Linked DNA regions of Homo sapiens: region 2 is linked to region 1. The links are chromatin contacts, found by Hi-C or POLR2A ChIA-PET in ENCODE. All regions are on one chromosome and are shown on one strand. The core of a region is the stretch at or near the end of the contact, and the rest is flanking DNA. Distances in the headings are between cores, read along the strand shown.

What was found. Hi-C counts contacts between places; a loop is a spot of excess contacts on that map. ChIA-PET counts read pairs that join two places held with the same protein, here RNA polymerase II (POLR2A). Pooled maps may share reads with other maps.
Region 2: a map of naive thymus-derived CD4-positive, alpha-beta T cell shows a loop between it and region 1 (4-fold over the local background). The contact joins the promoter of ADCK2 here to the promoter of PARP12 in region 1. A Hi-C loop is called at or near these places in 1 of 168 maps with a recorded cell type or tissue (naive thymus-derived CD4-positive, alpha-beta T cell) and 7 of 50 pooled maps. POLR2A ChIA-PET finds 5 or more read pairs at or near these places in 1 of 52 experiments (activated B cell).

What each region holds. Positions count from the first base shown.
Region 1 is chr7:140,060,689-140,064,521 of GRCh38, forward strand. It overlaps PARP12 (poly(ADP-ribose) polymerase family member 12), which reads right to left and starts at 2,263. Exons shown (of 12, transcript NM_022750.4): 1 at 1,834-2,263. The coding sequence starts at 2,159. RefSeq lists a silencer at 1,871-2,190 and an enhancer at 2,201-2,410.
Region 2 is chr7:140,671,264-140,674,933 of GRCh38, forward strand. ADCK2 (aarF domain containing kinase 2) reads left to right here and starts at 1,682. Exons shown (of 8, transcript NM_052853.4): 1 at 1,682-3,000; 2 at 3,348-3,494. The coding sequence starts at 2,068. RefSeq lists a silencer at 1,617-2,076.

The DNA.
Region 1 (3,833 bases), core at 1,013-3,512:
GCTCTATCCAGCCACCATTTGCTGTGTGCCTTCCTCCTCGTGGGCTGTTGTTCCCTGCTCTCCCCTGGACTGCCTCATCCCTGAAGGCTGATTTCCCCAGAGTTCCACCCTCAGCCTCTTTTCAGGCCTCAGACGCTACCTCAGATCTGATCCACTCCTGGGGCTGCAACTACAACATACACCGCCCAATATCTCCCAAACCAGCCCAGCGCATTGGGGCCCTGGCCTTCCTCCCAAGCTTCTGACCTGAACAGCTGCCTCCTGGGCATGCTTCCAAACTAAAACCCTCTCTTGCTCTCTCAGTGAACAACACCCAGGCCACCGCAGGAACAGAGACTGAAGAGTCGTCACCTCTCACATATCCTCTCATCACACCGTCACCAGCTATCCCAAATTTCTCACACACATAGCCCTTGGAAAGCTCTAATCTAGATACTTCCAGACAGCTGCTTCCTAGAGGCATTTCCCAGTCACCCTGCATCTAGACAGGGTCACGAGACAGCTTCTGGTCAATGGGATGTGGGTGAAAGGAAATCCACCACTTCTAGACCTGGCCCACAAAAACCTCCCATGCATCCCTCTTTTCGATCAGCCCCCTCGAACTTGATAACCTAGGCTGGCCTCAAGAGCCATGTGCTGAGGGGCACAGAGCGGAGGTCAGTCAGCCTGCATCCCTGAATGACTGTATGGATCAAGGCCCCCACCCCATGCTCACTACTGGGCCTGACATGAGCAAGAAATATCTACTCTATTAAGACAAACATACACACACACACACAAAACAGGGAGCAAGCAAGAAAGGAGGGAGCAGGGGAGGAAGGAATTCTCCTTGATGACTAGCTTCCCAGTGGTTCCCCCACAACATCCTCCCTTAAATTGGCACCCACACCACTACCTTAGACTTCCTAAAACGCAAACCTGATGGTTGCTCTCTCCTGCCATTTTACCCGCCCCATCACCTCCAGGGTGAGGCCCAAATTCTTTAGCATAAACCTCAGCAATCCCTTCCACACATCCCACTGGCCACATGCTATGCACAGAACATGGACGCTAAGTGCTGGGGAGACAGCTGGAGCCTCTGCCCTCAGGGAGTTTCTATTCTACTGGCAGCTGGGTGCCATGAGGAAAATAAACAGTTCCCTGTGACCAAGAGTAAGGGGAGGAAAAATCCTCAAATGGGATGTGATCTTTAGGTTGAGGCCTGAAGGATTAACAAATAGGGCCAACCAAGAGCAAGAAGGGCATTCCAGGCAGAGCAAAGACTCCCAGAAATGCCCAGGCTCCCAGAAATGCCCGGGGGGGGGGGGGTGTTCCAGTCACAGAAGGGTCCTGGGTGGGCAGGGACCAGTGCCCCAGGACCTTGTGGGCGATGGCAGGGAGTCTGCATTTTCCAGTTTGTAAGCAGATTAATAGGGTTGAACTGGGTTTAAAGATCTCTACCAGCTGCTGGGCAGAGAAAACCTTCATTGTCTGGCCTCAAAGCTGGCAAGGGGCGACCCGCGGCGTCGTGGAGTTCCCCTAAGCCGCCGCCTCCCTCCCTCCCCACCCCACACGGCCACACCCGGGTGTTCCACCCGGCACTACCATGCTCTATGTAAATCACTCTCTCCCCCCAGGCGTCTAGAGGACCCCACTCGACCCTGAGTCCCTCGCACTGTGCCAGGTACTCCGCAGGTGCTCATTAAACGCTCGCTTTAGTGAATGACGGTGCGAGGTCAGGGCAGAGCCACCGAATTGTCTGCTCAAACTTCAAGTAGGACCCCCAAGCGGGCTGGAAGTGCGTGAGGGCGCGCAGGACCTCCGCCCGCCGTCGCTCCCGGCGCGGCGCCTTACCCGGCTCTCAGGAACTTGCAGGCGCCGTAGACCATGAACCTGCAGAGGTGGAGCTGCGCGCAGAGCCCCACGCAGCCCGGCTTGGAGCCCTGGTGCGCGCGACACAGGCGCAGCGGCGAGGCGGCCAGCACCACGCGCTCCGGGGCCGCGGCTGCGCCGCCCGCCCGCACCGCCACCACGAAGCGCCCACGCTGCCGCAGCAGCCGCTCCAGCGCGTCGGCGCTCAAGCCCATCCGCAAGCGGCGCCGCAGCTCGGGCAACTCCAGGGCGCCCCCGGCCGCGCACAGCACCTGGGTGACCTCACCGACGACGCCGGCCTGGGCCATGGCCGCTGGGCCTGCTCCCGTCGGACCGCGGGTGGCGCGACGCGGACGGCGGCGGACGCTGGCTGGCGGGCGGCTCTCGCAGGGTGGAGACGCCGGCGGGAAACGAAACCGAAAGCGGCCCCGGGCCGGCGAAAAACAGAACCTGTGCGCCCTCGCCACGCCCCCGGTCCGCAGCTGAGCGGCTGCGCCTTCCGCCTCAGGGCCCCCAGCTGTGAGGCCGCCGCCCGACGGAAGCTCGGGAGCTCTTGAGCTCGGGCGTTCGGCCCGGAGCGCGGGCTGTGGCTGTGGCGGCTCGCGGGGGTCAGTACCTAGTCCCTGAAAATGGCTTCCCTGGATGTTTGAGGGACCAGGAGCCCCTAATGCCGCGATGCTCAGCGCGCCTTCAGTCAGAGGGAGCCTCGAGGGCGGCGGCAGCGCTGGCGGAGCCGGCTGGACGCCGCCGGTTAAAGCCGCTCAGCGTCGCCCAGGCCAAGCCCGGGCTTCGTAGACGGCTCACAGAAACAGGGACAACTGACGGGAGCTCTCACCCCTCGAACAAGTGACAAAAGCGATCACTCCGCATAGAAGACGCACTTAATTAAAGGTTCCTTTCGCCTCGGTGCATCAATGAGTTCCTTCATTTAAACATAAAAGGGTATGTCCTTTAAAAGAGCAAATCCGTGAGCCGAGATTGCGCGACTGCACTCCAGCCTGGGCGACAGAGCGAGACTCCGTCTCAAAAAATAAAATAAAATAAAATAAAATCCGTTACTCCCAGCCCCTGCTAAGTAACGATTGAACAAATATTTTAGAAGACCCTTCAGAGCAAAGGACCCTCTCACACGCTGAGAGCAATGCGAGTTGTTAGAGCCCTTTGAGGAGGTAATCCAGGAATAGCTATTAAAATTGAAAACGCGTGTGACCTTTGACCCAGCAATCTTTCCTCTCGGAATCTTCCAGAAGTAAAAGGAACAGTAAATAAGTTATGTGTGAAAGTGTTACTGGGGGAACCCTACCTGGGAGGTAGGGTTACGTGGGAACAGTGTGGTTGATCTTTAAAGACTATTACGAAGGCTGTTTAACAAGCATGCGTTAGAGCTCCGTGTGCGGATGTAGAGGGGCAGACAGCCATGATGTGGTGGTAAACGAGAAAAGATGGCTGTACAGAAATGTCTAAATAATCAAGTTGAATGATCAAGAATTAATTTTTTTAAATGTCTGAATAACAAAAAGAGAAGCCTGTGTGTGTGTGTGTGGCAGGATATTTTTGAATAAGCACGGAGAAAGATGAAGAAACACACAAGGGTAGTTGAGAGGAGGCAGTAGGAGGTATTAGGAAAATGGAAAAGGGAAGATGAGAGGCAGAAGGATTGTGGGGGGAGAGTACTTACGGTATACGGTATAACATTCACTAAAAATGAATATAAAAATCTTAACTATAGGCCAGGCACAGTGGCTCACGCCTGTAATCCCAGCACTTTGGGAGGTCAAGGCGGGCGGATCACTTGAGGTCAGTAGTTTGAGACCAGCCTGGCCAACGTGGTGAAACCCCGTCTCTGCTAAAAACGTAAAAATTAGCCGGGCGTGGTAACGGGCGCCAGTAATCCCAGCTACTCGGGAGACAGGCAGGAGAATCGCTTGAATCCGGGAGGCAGAGATTGCAGTGAGCGGAGATCATGACACTGCACTCCAGCC
Region 2 (3,670 bases), core at 432-2,931, 610 kb after region 1:
TTGTATTTTTAGTAGAGATGGGATTTTACCACATTGGCCAGGCTGGTCTCGAATGCCTGACCTCAAGTGATCCCCCCGCCTCGGCCTCCCAAAGTGCTGGGATTACAGGTGTGAGCCACCGTGCCCGGTCATTTCTTGCATGGCTTTGCCACACTTTGAAACTGCACATTTTGATTTCTTATCATGGGTGTTTTTTTAAAAAAAATTGAAATTGCACATTTATATGTTCCCATGTTGGGTCCCCCTCATTACGTATTCAGCCAGTAAGGGCAGGATATTTGTGTCCGCTTTCCCAGGGTCCAGCACATGACCTAGCTTGATCAGTACATATTATTGAGCCTCGACAAATATGAGATTGGGCTCAAGAAATATTTATTGGGCTCAGTGAGTATTATTGAATGAATGAATATGGCCTTTCCGGAGCCTTTCCCCAAGGTCCAACACAATTGCCGAATTAATGCAGCCGAGGACACAGCATCCAGTTCCTACTCCTGCAGCCCAGTTACCCCCATCCAACACCACCCCCCTACCCAACCCCCGCTGAAAAGCGGACCTGTGTTCAGAACCTGCCTTCATACTTTTCAGCCATGCTCTTTGGAATAATGAAAGATACGAAGAAGTCAGTGGGAAGATAGACATGGGGAGGGGGACATAGAGGGTGCCTTTGCGTTTTGCTACCCAGGACCCAGGACTCAAGGGCAGGGTGGTCTTGGCCTGGGGTCGCCGTCCTCTTTAAGGGGCGGGTCAAGGGACCCTGGCTGCCCGGGCCTCTGCCACCGACCCTCTGCTCCCTCCGACCCTCACCGCCCAGCACCCAGCCCTCTGCCCCCACCGGCCACCCTGTAACAGCCCAGCGGGTTCACCTTGCCTGCTGCCTAGACAGAGCCGATTTATCAAGACAGGGGCATTGCAATAGAGAAGGAGTAATTCACACAGATCAGGCTGCGCGGGACACTGGGCAGAGTTTTTAAGGACAACTTGGTGGGTGGGGGAAGGCCAGTGAGTCGAGAGTGCTGATTGGTTGGGTCGGAGGTGAAATCTTAGGGAACTGAAGCTGTCCTCTTGTGCTGAGTTAGTTCCGGAGTGGGGGCCTAAGATCAGATGACCTGGTTTATCGATCTGGTAGGTGTCAGTTGATCCATCAAGTGCAGGGTCTGCAAAATATCTTGAGCACTGATCTTATTAGCAGTTTAGGGAGGGTCAGAATACTGTAGCCTTGCTGCCTGACTCCTAAATCATACTTTCTAATCTTTTGGTTAATTTGTTAGTCCTACAAAGACAGTCTATTCCCCAGGCAAGAAGGAGGTTTGTTTTCAGAAAGGGCTGTTATCATCTTTGTTTTAAACTATAAAGTATAAACTAAGTTCCTCCCAAAGTTAGTTCAGCCAACGCCCAGGAATGAACAAGGACAGCTTGGAGGTTAGAAGCAAGATGGAGTTGGTTAGGTCAGATCTCTTTCATTATCTGTTATAATTTTGCAATGGCGGTTTCAACCTAGTGGCCGAACCCGTCCCATCCATCTCCCGCGCCCCTCCGCTCCACCACAGCCCTCGGTGCCTCGGTTCCCTGCACCTGCACTCCCGCCCGCCCCCGACGCTCCGCCCCCGACGCTCCGCCCGCCCTCCACGCTCCGCCCCGCCCTCCCGGCCCCCGCCTGCGCCCGCGCCCTGGGCTGGTGCCCGCCACCCCAGCGATCTCATACTGGCCCCTGGGCGCACGGTGACCCTGCGGCTGCCCGGCCCCTGCCTCCGCCCGCGCGGCCCCCTCGCTCAGGTCGCGGGCGCCCGGGGCCTGGCTTCGCGTGGGTCCTGGCTCCTCCCGTTCCGCAGTTGGTGCCGTCTGACAGCCCCTTCCGCGCGGCGCGGCGCGGCGCGGCGGGTGTCGGGCGGGGCGCGGGCCTCCGGCCTGAGGCCCGGCGAGGTGCTGGAGGGAGCGGGGCGCGGATCCGGCCCAGATGGGCAGCTCCGTCCGCGGGGTCAGGGCCGGGCTTCGGCTTCACCGCAGCCTCGCCTGAGCGGGCGCCTCTGAAGTGGAGGGCGGGCCGCCTGGGCCGCGGGCCTCGGGAGGATGGTGGCGCCCTGGCGCGTCTCCGTCAGGGTTTGCCTGTCGCACCTGAGGTGCTTCGAGCTCAGACAGGGACTCAGCCTCCTGAGGCCCTCCGAGTGCCCTCGCGATGCCAGGCTCTGCTGGCTTCTGCTGGGCACTTTGCCCAAGGTCGTCTCCCTGTGCGGGGACGTGGGTGAGGGGGCCCCTGACGTTCTGAGTCGGCGAAGGGTCCGCTGCAGCGGGGCGGCTGGCGCGGGGCCCGCGGAGAGCCTCCCCCGAGCGGGACCTCTGGGCGGCGTCTTCCTGCATCTCCGCCTCTGGCTTCGCGCCGGCGCTCTGTTGGTGAAATTCTTCCCCCTCCTACTCCTCTACCCCCTCACCTACCTGGCTCCCAGCGTCTCCACCCTCTGGCTCCACCTGCTTCTGAAAGCCACCGAGACCTCAGGCCCAACCTACATCAAACTGGGCCAGTGGGCCAGCACCCGGCGCGATCTGTTTTCGGAGGCTTTCTGTGCCCAATTTTCCAAGCTGCATGTCCGAGTGACGCCCCACCCGTGGACTCACACTGAGCGCTTCCTTCGGCAGGCTTTTGGGGATGACTGGGGGAGCATCCTCTCTTTTGAGAACCGGGAACCTGTGGGCTCAGGCTGCGTGGCCCAGGTGTACAAAGCATACGCCAACACTGCCTTCCTGGAGACTGACAGCGTCCAGAGACTTGGCAGGGCCTCCTGTCTGCCGCCCTTCTCACATACTGGGGCAGTCGGTGGGCTGAGAGAGCTCTTTGGATACCTTGGAAATGGCCGGAAACCTCCAGAAAATCTCGCAGACCAGTCGTTTCTAGAAAGGCTGCTCCTCCCTAAAGCTGACCTGGTTGGATCAAATGCAGGGGTGTCTCGGGCTCAGGTCCCTGGCCACCAACCTGAGGCCACCAACCTCATCTCCGTGGCAGTGAAAGTAAGTGTTGTGAGAGCTCACAGCTCACCTACCCACTGAGCTATCCCAGATCAGAAACAACCGCCATGCAAATCGCCCCCACGTTTATTTCTATTTGCCTGACCAATATCTGAGTGCTTATTTCATGCAAGCTGTTTCATTTATTGGCTTGAAGTGGCGGTGTGAATAGTCTGATAGAGGAAAATGAACTGAGTCTGGAGTGAACTAACTGCTTGGGTGTCGGGACCACATCCTCTTTTCTTTGATAAGAAGCCACCTGGCTCTTGCTTGGATGGTGGGACCCAGCCCTGGCTGGGTAAAATGTGTCCAGCAGGTTTCTCCTGTCTCACGGTTCCTCTTTCTGACAGGTGTTGCACCCTGGCCTGCTCGCTCAGGTGCATATGGACCTGCTGCTGATGAAGATTGGCAGCCGAGTCCTGGGAGTTTTGCCAGGCATCAAGTGGCTTAGCTTGCCTGAGATTGTGGAGGAATTTGAGAAGCTGATGGTCCAACAGGTGAGTTCTCCTCCCCTCAGCTGTAAATAGCACCTAACATAGTTCTTGCCATTAGCTGCTACTTAGTAAATGTTGAATGAATAATTTTCTGGTATGTCATAACTCATGTGATGTGTTAGAGCTGGTAACACTAGCTGATAAAGAACATCCAAATCTCAGTGGCTTAATGCAACAAA